Regions from separate parts of the Homo sapiens genome. Here region 2 is linked to region 1. Evidence: chromatin loops called from intact Hi-C (ENCODE). Cell type or tissue: prostate gland. All regions are shown on one strand. Links, peaks and the distances in the headings refer to the core of each region. The heading gives the core; the rest is flanking DNA.

What was found. A loop is a pair of places that touch in the nucleus more often than their neighbours do. Peaks named below come from ENCODE experiments on the same cell type or tissue, not always from the same donor. Only the 100,000 strongest peaks of a DNase experiment are listed, where the experiment ranks them.
Region 2: it touches region 1 in a loop (3-fold over the local background); 6 of 110 quality-filtered maps call a loop at or near these places.

Annotation. Positions count from the first base shown.
Region 1 is chr11:125,948,511-125,955,060 of GRCh38, reverse strand. VSIG10L2 (V-set and immunoglobulin domain containing 10 like 2) reads right to left here. Exons shown (of 12, transcript NM_001365077.2): 3 at 6,481-6,550; 4 at 4,772-5,047; 5 at 3,903-4,151; 6 at 2,988-3,248; 7 at 1,371-1,661; 8 at 678-974; 9 at 1-4. Among named protein-coding and RNA genes, the nearest start is that of VSIG10L2, 5.7 kb to the right of the region's middle. In prostate gland, for the core only: a CTCF peak has its summit at 1,929; a DNase peak (open chromatin) is centred at 1,870; H3K27ac peaks cover 2,686 bases.
Region 2 is chr11:126,010,045-126,018,477 of GRCh38, reverse strand. It overlaps CDON (cell adhesion associated, oncogene regulated), which reads left to right. Exons shown (of 20, transcript NM_001378964.1): 5 at 5-148; 6 at 1,103-1,390; 7 at 2,968-3,237; 8 at 7,784-8,137. Among named protein-coding and RNA genes, the nearest start is that of CDON, 49 kb to the left of the region's middle. In prostate gland, for the core only: no CTCF peak of the experiment used is centred there; no DNase peak of the experiment used is centred there.

The DNA.
Region 1 (6,550 bases), core at 1-5,000:
TCCGCTAGGAGGGGAGAGCACAGGTTCCATGGTTTAGAGCCACTGCAGAACTTGGGCCACAGTGGCTCGTAGGGAACCACTAGGGTTCTGGAGAAGCGGTGCCCTGCTCATCCAGTTCCCCCTGCAGCTGACATGGGGACCCAGAGAATCCTGGAGATCAGGTCTCTCCCAAGGAAGGCGGCGCTCTGTCTGCCTAGTGCTCTGGGGTTTGACTCTCCTGCCAAATCCCCTGTTTCTGGTGCAGAAGACAAAAGGTTGGTTATCTTGGCGGCTTGGGGCTGAAGGGGAGCATGCCGTAAAATCAGGAATTCCCAGGATGGAGAGGGGGCAGCAGGAAGCTGAGAGCCTGCTTGTAGCCCTGGAGGGGAGACTGAGGCACAGAGTCGGCTCCTGTTCTTAGTCACCAGCACCTTTTCCTTCCTCTCTATTCTGATCACATGAATTAGGGTTCCTAACCCTCAGCCTGGAGCCTCCCAAGCCCCCCAGGGAGGGACAGGAAAGAGTCGTGGAGATTATCTGAGGGGAGAGTGGAGAGAGAGGAGGACGGGCTGGGGATGGGAGAATTCAGTAGGATGCGAGCAAAGGAAGAGAGGAGGGGATGCCCTGTGAAGAGGAAGATGAACCAGGGGCCAGCGCTTTGGAGAAAAGGTGGGTCCCTCCCTGGCATTAGCTGGCACCTGGTATCTTCACCTCAGAGGGATGTCCTGCAGTGTGGTGATTCAGAGCCAGGATGCGGAAGGCATAAAGGACCCCGGGGTCCAAGCCCCCCAGCCGCCGTCCTCGGCTCTCTGGCTCGATGTCACTAGCTGCTGTCTCCCACGCCCCAGCTCCTGGGCCCAGGGCACTGGCCTTCCGCTGCACCAGGAAGCCCGTCAGGTTCCCGGGTCCTAAGATGGCCCATTGAAGCTGCACCTCTCTCCGGTGCCTCCCGTAGGTCAGGCGGCTGATGGTGACATTGGGAGGAGCTGGATATCCTGGGTGAGGGTGGGGACAAAACAAGGGACATGTATACCTACAACCACGTGACCTTGTGCCCCCAGATTTGCTCCTGTCAAGAGACAGCCTGGCAGTGTGGACAAGGCACTGGATTGGGGTCTGTGGACCTGAGAAGCCCTGCCTTGTCCCATCAGTTTTTTTCATCTATAAAATGAAAGGCGATCCTGCCTGCATGGCGTTCTGTTTGCCGTGAGTGCAGCAGATTCACGCGCATGTTGCCCATCTATCTCTTGAGTCCTGCCTATGCCCAAGGAAGCTCAAGCGTCCAAATTTTGGAGCAGGGAATCCTTGTGCCTTTCCACTTAAAGCACTCTGTGGCTGTTGGTCTCCCAGCCCCCACCTCACCACACACACGCATTCAACCCCTCACTCACTCAGGACCTCCAGCAGCACACTCTGACTGCTATTGCCCACGGCGTTGCGGGCCACGCATTGGTAGGTGCCCCTGTGGTGTGCCGGGTCAGCATCGTAGATGCCCAGGCGCAGCTGGGCACCCTCAGGGTGCAGCATGAATCCTGAAGTGCCGGGGTCCACTTTTTGTTGTTGAGGCCCCAGCCAGAGGAGCTGGGCAGGTGGTGTGCCCCCGCGGAGAGAGCACTCCAGCCAGGCCTCTCCCCCCTCCAACACTGACACGCGGGGCTCAGCCACGTCCAGCTGTGGGGCTTCTGCGGGGACAGAGAGGATGAGGCCGGCTAGTGGGAGGGCTTGGGGACAAGGTGCTGGCCAGCATTGGAAGGCATGGAGAAGAGATGGAGCGGGAGAGCTGCGGAGTTGACAATGAGGCTTGTCTGGGGCCAGTCTGCCTTCTCTTCAGGTTCCCATTCTATGCCAAGTTCCTGTCACAGTGTGCGCCAGGGCTCGCTAATATATGATGAAATCAGCAGTGTTCCTCCCTGTTCCTTCCCTGCCCCACCCTAGCCTCGGCTCCTGCAGGCAGGGCCCTGCCTTACTAGTCTCTGCATGAACGGCCCCTTCCAGCACCTGGCCTCCCTCCCACTAGTGGCCCCCCACCTCCCGGCTGGCTCCAGGCATAGTGCTGGGACCATAGCAGGTGCTCAGATTTTATGGACTGACTTATTAAAGACCCAGACTCTCAGGTGTCAATGAATCTCCTACGATGGAATTTCCGGTCCTGAGACCAAGTAATAGGGAAGGAAATATTTGGGGTTGAGACCTCCTTAGAGCCCTGAGAACATGCTAGTTACCAAGCCTTTGGAGACCAAGAGGTAAAGCATTCTGTGAGAACTGTTGTGTGTGACAGCTTCTCTGTTTGCTTTTCTCACATTATTTTTTACTTTGATATTTAATTCTTTTTTCCTGGTTGCAGTAAATAGACTGGCAGAGCCAGATGAAGATAAGGAAGAACCAGACCAAAACCAAACAGAGTAAGAGAGGTAGAGAACTGACTTCTGAAATATTAATATAATCAGGCACCTCTCTTATGCAAATCCATGTAAGTGAAGATTATGCAGTTGGCATTTCCACTTCATCTAGATCAGTGCTATCCAATATTGTAGTGACCAGCCACGTCAATATGGGAACTTGAAATGTGGCCAGTCCAGATTGAGATGTGCAGTAATTGTATATATACCAGATTTTGGAGACAAGATATAAAAAGAATGTAAAATATCTCATTAATAATTTTTATTATTACATGTTGAAATGATATACTGGATATATTGAGTTAACTGAAGTGTTTCACTTGTTTCTTCTTCTTTTTAAATGTGGCTGCTAGAATATTTTAAATCACATATATGGCTCACATTATATTTTTATTACACAACTCTGACCTAGCCTAACCCCCTCATTTTATGGATCAAAGAAAACTTGAGTCCCTGGGAGCTCAGCTCCTAACTACCTCCTAGCTTCCCCGTCCGCACTGACTCACTTTCCATGCCAGCACAGCCACCCCCTAAGATCTCTTTATCCTGATTCCAAAGGGTTCCTCCTCCTGTCCCAGCCCCAGAACAAACTCGCTAGCCCCTACTCACCCAGCTGGAGGTGGCAGTGGGGGTCAGGGGTCCTGAGCAGGTGAGTGCCCCGGCAGGTGAACTCTCTGCCAGCCAGATCTTCTTGGGCCTGCAGGAGGTGAACGGCCATCGAGGAGCTGCTGCCGCCCAGGGGCTGCTGCTGTTCGTCAAGCCAGCCCAGCGTGGCAGGGGGCTCGCCGCCAGGCCACTCGCAGCTCAGCATGATGAACTGGTCCCCCATTGTGGCTGTGCTCCAGCAGGTAGGCCTCCCGAGAGGCTCCCCTGGAAGGAATGATGGCTCAGTATGGCCCTGTGGAAGGAGGAAGGGCTTGGCAGTTCCACCCTATCCCCCTTCCTTCATTGGTTCCTTCACTCCCTCCTTCCTTCATTACTTTGTCACTCACTCATTCACACACTCATCATTTATTGATCATGTGCCAGGGAAATGGTGGGAACAGACATTAAACAATTATTATGATTTGATGTGTGCTAGAATATAGACAGAAAGACAAACTCCCTGGGGCTTCCGGAAAGAGGACAGGATGACATCTGGACTCTGTCTTGGCTGATGGCTGGGAGTTTCTCTCTGCACACTTGGCAGAGAGAATGCTGAAGGCAAGTTTCAAGCCCAACATGCGTCAGAGCGGTAGAAGTGCAGTGTAAGGGCGGTGAGAGCCTGCTGACCCTGCAGGCAGGGACAGTGGGGAGGTGTCAGGGCTCCAAGCCCAAAGTGAGGGGAACAGAGCACAGTGTGGATGGGAAAGATGGGAGATGGGGACTGAGAGCTGAGTGCCGCCCACCTCCTTGTTACATGGCGTGTTTTGGAGCCTGCGGTCTGGAGAGCCACCCAGATCCCAGGCCCCCCGCCTCTACCCTGACCTCTACCCACACTCTGCCTGGAATGTCAGAGCCCTGGGGTTTCCTGTGTCCACTCACAGAGCATGACTGTGCAGAGGGCAGGCGGTGCCAGGGCTGGGTGCTGGCCAGTGCAGGTGAAGACGCTGCCACTGGGGAGCTGGGCGGCTGCGTGACTCCAGGTGACGTTGCTGGGGGCAGTAGGGCCAGGTCCCTGAGGCCCTTCCCACTGCAGTTGGGCAGGCGGAAGCCCCCCAGGCCAGGCACAGAGCAGGGTCACAGCCTCAGGGCTGGGATGCACTGCACAGGAGGGCTGTCCCTCAGGGGGATCTGGATGGGGAAGTGGGTGAGGCTGGAGCAGGCTCCACTGCCAGTGCCCTGCAGCCCCCAGGCCCAGGCAGGGGAGTCTGGAGGCCAGGGGTGTCAGTGGGTAGGGGAGCAGGGAGAAGTGGGTTAGGGGAAAGATTGAGTCTCTCTGAGGGGCTGGTGAGGAACAGGCTGAGCTCTCAGGTCAGGGGCAGGAGGTTACCGAGTGTACAGGAGTTTGGAGTCCCCAAGGAATCCCAGAGGCCCCATGGAGGGCCCTATCTCCCATTCTCGTCTCTGTCCCTGGGCACCCAGGAGCCAGCACACCTTGCCTCACTGCCATCGCCCTTCTCTGTGCCTCAGTTCAGTCCGCAGGGCCATGGGAATAATCACTTAGCGGCGGGGTGCTATGTAGTGTCAGTAGCTTCCCCCTCCCTTCCCCTTCCCCTTCCCCTTCCCACAGTTTTCTTCTCCTCTTTCCCTGCCTCCAACTCCACTTGGTTGGAGACCTCCCTCCAACAAGAGCAGCTTTGGCACACGCCTCTCCACGGGACGGCGGGGTCTGCCCCAGAACAGCCCCACAAAGGCTCCAGCGTGAGTTGTCCCCAGGACAGGTCTGGGCGTCACCCGACCCCCACACTCACAGTAGATGGTGAGCTGGACAGTAGTCTGGGTGCGGGTGTCCAGGTAGCTGTTGCGGGCCAGGCAGGTGTACAGGCCTGTGTGGACACGGCCAGCTCTGGCGATGACATAGGTAGGCCCCGTGTGGACTTGCGTGTGGTCACGGAGCCACACATAGTGACTAGGTGGGTTGGAGGCAGCCAGACAGCTCAGGGTCACCTCTTCCCTCTCACTGGCCCAGAAGCCCTCCTCAGTGAGTCCCAGCGGCTCCATGGTGATCACAGGCTTGTCAGGACCATCTGGAGAGCAAGGAAGGCCAGTTACACCTCCCCAGCTTCATTCCTTCATTCACGCACATGCTCATCTCTGAATGTATGCATCCATCCTAGGGGCATGTAGTATGCACTGGCCCGTGTCCACCCCAAGGCTAGGCCCTCTTAGAGCTCAGAGTCCAGGGGCCATGGGCACAGTCCAGGGTGCTCAGGGCTTATGTGTGGAGGTGAGCACCCTGGGCTGTGGGCACTTCCTGGAGGGACTCCTGGGTTGGGCCAAGGTGGGGCAGAAGAGAGGTAGGGGACCAATGCTTCCCATGTGCCTGAGACTGAGGGGCTCTTGGAAGCAGACATTCGGCCACTGTAGACTGCAGAAGTAAGATACTACAGTGGGATGATGTCCTGAACCCTATCCCAGCAGCCACCTCCTTTCACTTCCTTGGACTCCACCTTCCCCTCTCTCCTGCGTTCCAAGCTCAGGGTCACCATCTTCGAAGCTCTCCCTGACTCCAAAAGAGTTCTGAATTCTTTGCCTACTTCCAGTCTGCTCCTGCCTCTTTCGCAAGAACTCTCCTGCTCACCTGCCTCAACAGTCCTCAGTTCACAATTTCCACAAACCGCCACGGTGAAGACCGATAAATAGGACGCCATTCGTCCTCGCTCCTTAAAACGTCTAAGACCAGCACCGTCCAATAGGCGGATGCCAGACACAGATTTTTTTTTATAACACGTTCTAGTAGCCAAATCTTACGTAAAAATGACCAAACCCGATCAAGCAGAAAACAAAAACAAAAACCACCAATAGGTGTTTTACTTTAAGAATATATTTATTTAACCAAATATATCCAGAATGTTATTTCAATATATAATCAATATAGAAGTTACGGATATTTTACATTCTTTCTTTTGGACTAAAGCTTCAAAATCAAGTGTGCCTTCCATGCCTACAGCACAGCTCAGTTTGGATTGGCTCCATCTCAAGTGACCGAAGATACACATGCGTGGCTGCCATGTGGGACAGCGAGCTCCAGGCCACCCTGGCCTTCATCTTTCACCCGGGGCTCCTGACTTCTAACTTCAGGCTTGCTGCCCTCTCCTCCCACTGTGGCCCCATTCCTGTCTCCTGGGGTCCTGTTGGTTTCTGAGAGCCCTCCAGGCTCAACCTAAAGGCAGACTCTCCAGGCCGCCAGTGAAATGGTGAGTGAAATTGTAAGCATGAATGTATGCACGTTTTCCTGGAAAAGGGTGTCCTTGACCTTTATAAGGCTAACAGCCTGGAACTAGAGCTGCAGTGGGCAGCAGGGGCACGGCACCCCGTGACTCTTGCCTGCTGGAGACTTTTAGAGGGCGAGGCACTCCTGCAGTGGAGGGATTTGGGGAGTTCTGAGGTGTGGAAGGCTGAGTGTGGATGGGGAGATGGGTGTCAGCCCTGACAGCCCCCCCACCACAGTCTGACTCACAAATGACGTCCAGGAAGGCCCCGTCACTGCTCAGCCTGTTCACGGAGTTGCTGGCGCTGCACATGTACCA
Region 2 (8,433 bases), core at 374-5,373, 63 kb before region 1:
TCAGAGAATTACTTAATCCTTCCATCAGGAAATCTTCAGATTTTGAATGTATCCTTAGAGGACAAGGGATCATACAAATGTGCAGCTTATAATCCTGTCACACATCAATTAAAAGTTGAACCTATTGGCCGAAAGCTCCTTGTGAGTCGTAAGTATTTGGGAGAATAATGGTAACTGGAAGAGGAAGAGTCCTCATAAAAAGTTGGGCAATGATAGTTCATTTTTTTTTCAAATCCTGTTTGTTTATCATAAAAAGTCTTACCAAAAAAGTAAATACAGGCTAGGTGTGGTGGGTCACCCCTGTGATCTCAGCACTTTGGGAGGCTGAGGCAGGTGGATCACCTGAGGTCAGGAGTTTGAGACCAGCCTGACCAACAGGGTGAAACCCTGTCTCTAATAAAAATACAAAAATTAGCTGGGTGTGGCAGCACATGCCTGTAGTCCCAGCTACTTGAGAGGCTGAGGCAGTAGAATCGCTTGAACGTGGGAGGCAGAGGTTGCAGTGAGCTGAGATTGCGCCACTGCACTCCAGCCTGGGTGACAGAATGTGACTCTGTCTTAAAAAAAAAAGTAAATACATGAATGCATTATAGAAGAGTTCTGTACATGCTTTAAAAATGTAACTTACAGAAGGGAATTTTGGCCAAGGTGACAGAGTGAATACATGTGGAGAATTTTGCCCTTTGTTCAAACAAGAAGAAATAGAGGAGATACAGCTTTATAGTAGTGGTCATTAAATTGATGTCTGTGAATTTTGAAAAAAAAAAAAAAGAGATATGTCTGTCCTCTTTCTTTCAGATGTAATGAAAATCACTGTTGATTTTTAGGTTATGGCGGTTGAGTTGAGGTAGCACCAATAGAGCATAGCAGAGGCGTGGCTTCTGAACTTGTTGGGAATTCTGCATTTCCAAACTGCCAATTCAGAAGTAGCCCTAAAGGACCACAAAAATCTTTTAATCCTCAACTAAAAAGGATTTAACCACCAAATAGGACCTTGTAGTATAAAGAATACATGGGAAAATGGTGATGCCCACAGGTTTGCTAAGCAAGAGATTAGAATCGAAGACTTACTAATAATCTCTCATCTCCTTTCCTTTTCCAGGTCCTTCTTCAGATGATGTTCACATTCTTCACCCCACCCATTCACAGGCATTAGCTGTTCTTTCTCGTAGCCCTGTAACCTTGGAGTGTGTGGTGAGTGGGGTCCCGGCTCCTCAAGTGTATTGGCTAAAGGACGGGCAGGACATTGCACCAGGAAGCAACTGGAGAAGGTTGTATTCTCATCTTGCCACTGATAGCGTTGACCCGGCGGACTCCGGAAACTATTCCTGCATGGCGGGAAACAAGTCTGGAGATGTAAAATATGTGACTTACATGGTTAATGTACTTGGTAAGATGTTAGTTTTTAATTTTTTTCAAATGAAGCCATTTTTCTGGTCTAACTGATACCTGAAGGAAAGATCTATTTGTGAAATTGAAATAGGGAGTATCTAGAACTATCTATACCCTAGCCAGAACAAGTTTCATTTTTATAATGGACTGCTGAATTAGGCCATTTTTCTGGGTGGCATAGAGCATTTCGCATGGAATATTCTTCGGAACCTCACCCCCAACCTCGTTGTACAATATAGAAATTATTCTCCCTTCTTCATAACATGGAGGAAAAAACTGGAAATCAGGAGAATGGAAGAATCTAGCCTATATCTGTGTGTAGTATCCAGTAATAGTAACTAAGACAGAGTACTGATGAGAAAATGTCAGGCCAGGCATGGTAACTCACACTTTGGGAGGCTGAGGAGGGCAGAATACTTGAGCCCAGGAGTCCAACACTATCTTGGGCAATATGGCGAAACCCCATCTCTACCAAAAATACAAAAATTAGCTGGGTGTGGTGGCACAGGCTTGTAATCCCAGCTACTTGGGAGGCTGAGGTGGGAGGGTGGTTTGAACCCGGGAGGTGGAGGTTGCAGTGAGCTGAGATCACGCCACCGCACTCCAGTCTGGGCGACAGAGCCAGACCCTGTCTCAAAAAAGAAAATGTCATCTCAAAAAGAAATCAATCTATTTAATTTAATTTTCTTTTTTTGGGTGCTCTTACCAATGCCTGGGTGATAAAATTGAATTATTTCCACCCACATTTCTATGTATACTTTATTTCAAAGCTATTCCTTTGTTTCTAACCAGCTACCTACCTCACTATCATGTGTAGCTGCAGAAAATGTTTTCCTTTATTGAAACAGATTTTCATGAAAAAATTAGGTGGAAAGTGGTTTCATAGTGAATAAAACTTTTGTAAACTCTTTGCATGTATTTATAATATTTATAACCATGGCCTGCTATAGGTTAGCAACACTGGAATTAACATAAGTGTATGACAAGTGGGCTTTGGAATTCAGTGATTAGGACTGGATTAATATGCATAATTTAGACTGAGGCTACAAATTCTGATAAATGATACACTTGTGGGTAATAAGTGACTTTAAGGATCCCTAAAGGAAGTTTTGTTCTTTTATTTTCACCATTATACATCTAACCTCAAAGTTGAATTGACCGTAAACATAATTTAACCTCTGAGTAAAACGTTCTTCTGTTTTGGCTTCTGTTTAGTGTGAAATCCAGGGAAATTGTTACTGTATTTCAAGCTAATCACCTGAAATAAATGCTAAGAGAAGCCCAGGATTAGAAACTATTTGTATATATGTGTGTATTCGCGTATGTTGTGGGGAGTTAAGTGGGTGGTGTAATCTATGAAAGGAGACTATATCTTATTAGCAACATATGGTTTATCCTATTAGTGGAACATTTCTAATTTTTTTCTTGATTACCACAGCAGACAGAAGAATGTGAATAAACAATGCAACTTTGTTTCAACTGGTTATTGGTAGAGAGAAGATTTTTATCACTCGAGTGATAATTTAAGAAGTACATTTTGAGGGCTAGAGTTTAATTTGTGTGTTTTATTTTCAGAACATGCTTCCATTTCTAAAGGACTACAGGATCAGATAGTGTCTCTGGGTGCCACAGTACACTTTACCTGCGACGTTCATGGGAACCCAGCCCCCAACTGTACCTGGTTTCACAATGCACAGCCTATTCATCCTTCTGCACGACATCTAACTGCAGGAAACGGACTGAAAATCAGTGGGGTTACTGTGGAAGATGTTGGGATGTATCAGTGTGTAGCAGATAATGGGATTGGATTTATGCACTCTACTGGAAGACTTGAAATTGAAAATGGTAGGCTTTTAGGTCGTGCCAGTCATAAGAACTTTTATTTTACAGATGGGCTTTTGTTGTGGTCAAAAATGAAATTATTTTTACTAAAAGAAAATAACCCTAGCACCGTACAAGAACGGTGTTCATTTTCCATGGTCCTGGCTAGTGACAGGTAGGCATTTCCATGAAGAAGTAATCTTATTAATCAAGCTCATTAAAAAAAGTTTTTAAAAAATTTTCAACAGATTCTGCCTACTTTAAAAATCTATATGGTACAATCTCTCTCTTACTCTTATTCCCTAGACAGTCAGTTCCTCTCTTTAGAAATAATTAGTTTTATCAGTTTCTTGAGCAGCCTTGTATGTAGTGCACATATGAGTGGTTTCACACAACATGAGAGAGTGTGTGTGCATTTTATAACAATACCTTTTTTTGTTTTTTTTACCTAAATAGTGGTAGCATTCTTTACCATAAATTTTTTACTTAACATCTTGGGATATCTTCTCATATGGTACATAAAAAGTATTTTCATTCCTTTTTAAAAAGTTGCTGCTTAGTGGTCCATTGTGTAGTTGTAACAATTTGACTAGTACCTTATTGATGGTTGTTTTTAATCTTTTGCTATTACAAATAGTTCTATAATGAATGCCCTTCTACAAAGATTATTTTGCGCCTGTGTGAGTATTTGTAAAAGAAATTCCTAGAAATGAACTTGCAGAATAAAACCATATCTGTGTTGGTAATTTTGGTAGAGATTACTGAATCACTCTCCATAGTCGTTATCAGTGTACACTCCCACCAGCAATACTTAACTCTCCTTGTTTCCTCAAACCCTCACCAACATGGGGCATTGTCAATTTTTAAAGTCTTTGCCAATCTGATAGGTAAAAAAGAGAACCATTTAATCTATATTTCTTTTATTACAAGTAAAGTTGGGCCTCTTTTCATGTTTTTGAGCCCTTTAAATTTGCATTTCTGTGTATTGACTGTTCTTTGTCTTTCGCTCATTGAAAAAATTAGGTCGTTGGTCTTTTTTCTTCTTGATTTATAAGAGTTCTTTATCTGTTAGGGAAATCAATTGTTTATGATATGAGTTATAAATATTTTAAATTTCAGAAAATCAATATAATATGGACCAAATGTTCTGACATTAGTGTAAGTTATTTAGAAGTTAATAATGAAAACAATTTTTAAAAATTGGCATGTATTTGGACATTTAAAATTATACTTCTCAATAGTTGGATCAAAAAAAGAAATCATAATGGAAATTTAAAATACTTTGAACTGGATGATAATGAAAATGCTACAGATCAGTTTTGTAAGAGACAGTCAAATGGAATTTAAAAGGAAATTTATAGCCTTCTGTGGCTGTAAAAGAAAATTAGTAAGACTAAAAACTACTGAGTGAAGTAAAAGGATAACAGAATAGATTCAAAGAAAGAAAAAAAGATCATAAAAATAAGGGCAGAAATCAATTAAATAGAAAACAAAGATAAAATACAGAGGATCAATAAAGATAGAGGTTGGCCCTTTGTAAAGTCTAAGAAAATGGACACATCTTTGGGGAAAATGATCCAAAGAAAAGAAAGAAGGTACAAATAATATTAGGAACAAAAGAGGGCTATAAATACAAGTCTTACAGCAATTAAAGATAATAAGATTAAGCTAAATTTTGTGACAAAAAATTATAATAAAGACAGAAATGGACAAATTCTGAGGAAAAAATGTAACTTAGCAATGCTGACTGAAAAGAAATAAGCTTGAATAGTCCTACACCTATGAAAGAAGTTGAATTAGGAGTTAAAAATCTCACAAAGAAAATAAGGGGCCAGATGATTTTATGGAGGTTCTACCAAACTTCGAAGTGATAGACCATTTCAGATATTGTACAAAGTGTTCCAGAGAAGAGGAAAAGATGGAAACTCTCCAGTCTTGATTCCAGAACCACAATAAGATGGTGCAAGAAAGGAAAATCAAAGCCCAATCTCATTTATGAACATAGGTGTAAATATCCTAAATAATATATCAGCAAGCCAGGACAGTGTAAAAAAGAAAATACGTCATTTCTGAACAGTTATCCCAGGAATCCACTTGAAAATGTAGAGTGTCATTCACCCTATTTATTGAATAAAGGAGAAAAACAGTATGATTATCTCACTAGAGATGGAAAAACATTGGACGTAATTAAGTATCCATGTTAGACACTTAGAAAAGTAGAAATAGAGTTGAACTTTCTTAATAAGGAGTGTCTAACAAGGACTTACAGGAAACATTGCATTTAATGGTGAAATATAAGAAGCACTCCCTTTGAAAATCTCTTCTGGCCATCATTATACTGGAAATCCTAACCAGCACAGAAAGACATGAAAAAGAAGGAAAGAACCCAGATCATTGTTAATTTACAGCTGGATATGATTGTCAACATGGGCTATCCCAAATAGTTTGCTGGCCATTATGATGGCTGTTGTATGTCCTATTATAACCTATTATGATAAATAATAATATTTAGCAAGGTGGATGGATGAAGACCAATGAACAAAAATCAGTTGCCTTGGCCAGGTGCGGTGGCTCACGCCTGTAATCCTAGCACTTTGGGAGGTGGAGGTGGGTGGATTGCCTGAGCTCAGGAGTTCGAGGCCAGCCTGGGCAACACAGTGAAACCCCGTCTCTACTAAAATACAAAAAAAAAAAAAAAAGCCAGGCATGGCAGCGTGAACCTGTAGTCCCAGCTACTCAGGAGGCTGAGGCAGGAGAATTTCTAGAACCCGGGAGGTGGAGGTTGCAGTGAGCTGAGATCGCACTACTGCACTCCGGCCTGGGCGACAGAGCGAGATTATGTCTCTTAAAAAAAAAAAATCAGTTGCCTTTCTGCATACCAGCAACAAACAGAAAGTATAATTTAAAAACCACCTTTTTTATATCACAGCAGTAAAGCACAGCCAGTTATATAGGAAGAGATATCAGTTCCTCAATATTATATATTGTATTCAGTATTATATAGTTATCTGGTCTAAAAATTTTCTGTGGATTTATGCAATTCAAATTAAAATCCCATCATAATATTTTAAGGACCTTGACAAACTGATTCTAAAATTTATATGCATAACCCAATGCCCAAGAATGGCAAAGACACTCGAAGGAGAAAAAGAACATGGGAGACTTGCCTTAAACATCTAAAATATCTGTAGTAATTAAGAAAATATTATATTGGTACAGAAACAGATAGACTCTTGGAACAAGATAGAGACTTTCAGAAAGACATTTGCATGTAAGGGCTTGACTGAGCCGGCATTGCAGATCAGCAGGGAGGAGACCCATTTCGCATTTTGATGTGGGATAATTGTTATCAGCATGGAGGTAAAAGTGAAACTCAGGGTCTTACTCACATTGTATAAAAGATACATTCTCAGTGGATTAAAGATCTAAATATGAAAGACGAGATGAAAAAGGTTTTCAAGAAAACATTGAAGAATGTATGATCTGTGGGTAAAACTTTTTAATAAGACATTTTAAAAGGCTCATTTTAAAGGATGACCACATTGAAATGAAAACATCTTCCTAATAGATACTGTTAAAAGCTGAAAAGAAAAGCAGTACATTAGGAAGGAGATACTAGTCACATGCATACCTAAACAAAAGAACAGAATCTAGTATATACAGAGAACTCCGAATCACTGCAGAAAAGATTCATGACCCAATAGAAAAACTGACAAAGGCATTTCACAGAGGAGGAAAATTAATAATGTCGCATAATCACATGCAAAGATGTTCAGCCTCATTAGTCCTCAGGAAAATGCATGTTCTGACCAGTGAGATAGCATTTTACACTCAGTAGCTTGGCAAAAATCCAGAAATCCGGTATCAGTTGTTGGTTGGTTTTGTCAGACATGGGAAGGAGGACTGGAGAAAAAGACAGACATGCTAGAGAAAATGTCATTTACTTTGATCAATATTCCATTGTAAGCTCTCTTCAAAATACCTCCAGAGAATACCAGGACCAAAAGGAAAGATTTGGTGCCACTTTAATTTAGAAACAAAAATTCTGTTCATGCCTATGGGAAAAAACATACAGGTATCATCAGTATCAGCTTTTATTGAGAACAGGTTTTTTTCTCCCACGCTTTTTATAATCAGATTCCTGCCTCCCTTCCCACCCTACCCCACAAAATTGACCATTTTCTTGAAGGAAAATTATCTACTTTTATACTTATTTACACATTTTTCCTGTTAAGGTCTGAGGTTTCAACCTTATATGTTCTATATTTGCAGTGGTCAGATATGTGTAGTGTACCTTCAGAAAACTCTCAAAAGATTTCTTTATATATATTCCTTTCTTTCTGAAGGACAGGAAATTTACGTAGGAAATGTTTAGGAGCCCACAGCTATGAAACAACTCTACCATTTATTGACAGTCTTACTTGGTGAAAGTTGAGAAGGGAACTAATAAGGAGGTAGCTATCTTGGTTTTAATCATTACTCCCACATTTACGTGATAGGATGAAGTTGTTTTGCATCGTAGGTACTACAATGTTCTTCATTTTTCATATGTGAATTACTTTTTTAATAGACGGTGGATTCAAGCCAGTTATAATTACGGCACCAGTAAGTGCAAAGGTTGCAGACGGAGACTTTGTTACTCTGTCCTGCAATGCCAGTGGGCTGCCGGTTCCGGTCATTCGTTGGTATGACAGCCATGGATTGATAACCAGCCATCCATCTCAAGTCCTGAGATCGAAATCCCGAAAATCACAGTTATCAAGACCTGAGGGCTTGAACCTGGAGCCTGTGTACTTCGTCCTGTCCCAAGCTGGTGCAAGCTCTCTCCATATTCAGGCTGTGACTCAGGAACATGCGGGGAAATACATCTGCGAAGCTGCAAATGAACATGGTACCACACAGGCAGAAGCATCTCTCATGGTTGGTGAGTTGCCATTATTATTTATTTTTAGTTGAGTAATTTCCTTTTATAATAGAAGATAAAGTGATTTGAAATATGTTATTTTAATGAATCCAGCAATCTCTCTATATTTTTTCCTGATGACAGTGAAATGTAGAACTGTATTTCTTGGTATTTCACTTTATGTGAATCACATGAATTTTGGTCTCTGTTTCTGATGTGTTTGTTAAGATTGTAGGTGCAATACAGAAAGCTCTCATTTGGGAGCAGGCCCAGAATATAACCTGTCTTTGAGATGAATGCTTTTGGTTTTCTAAGCT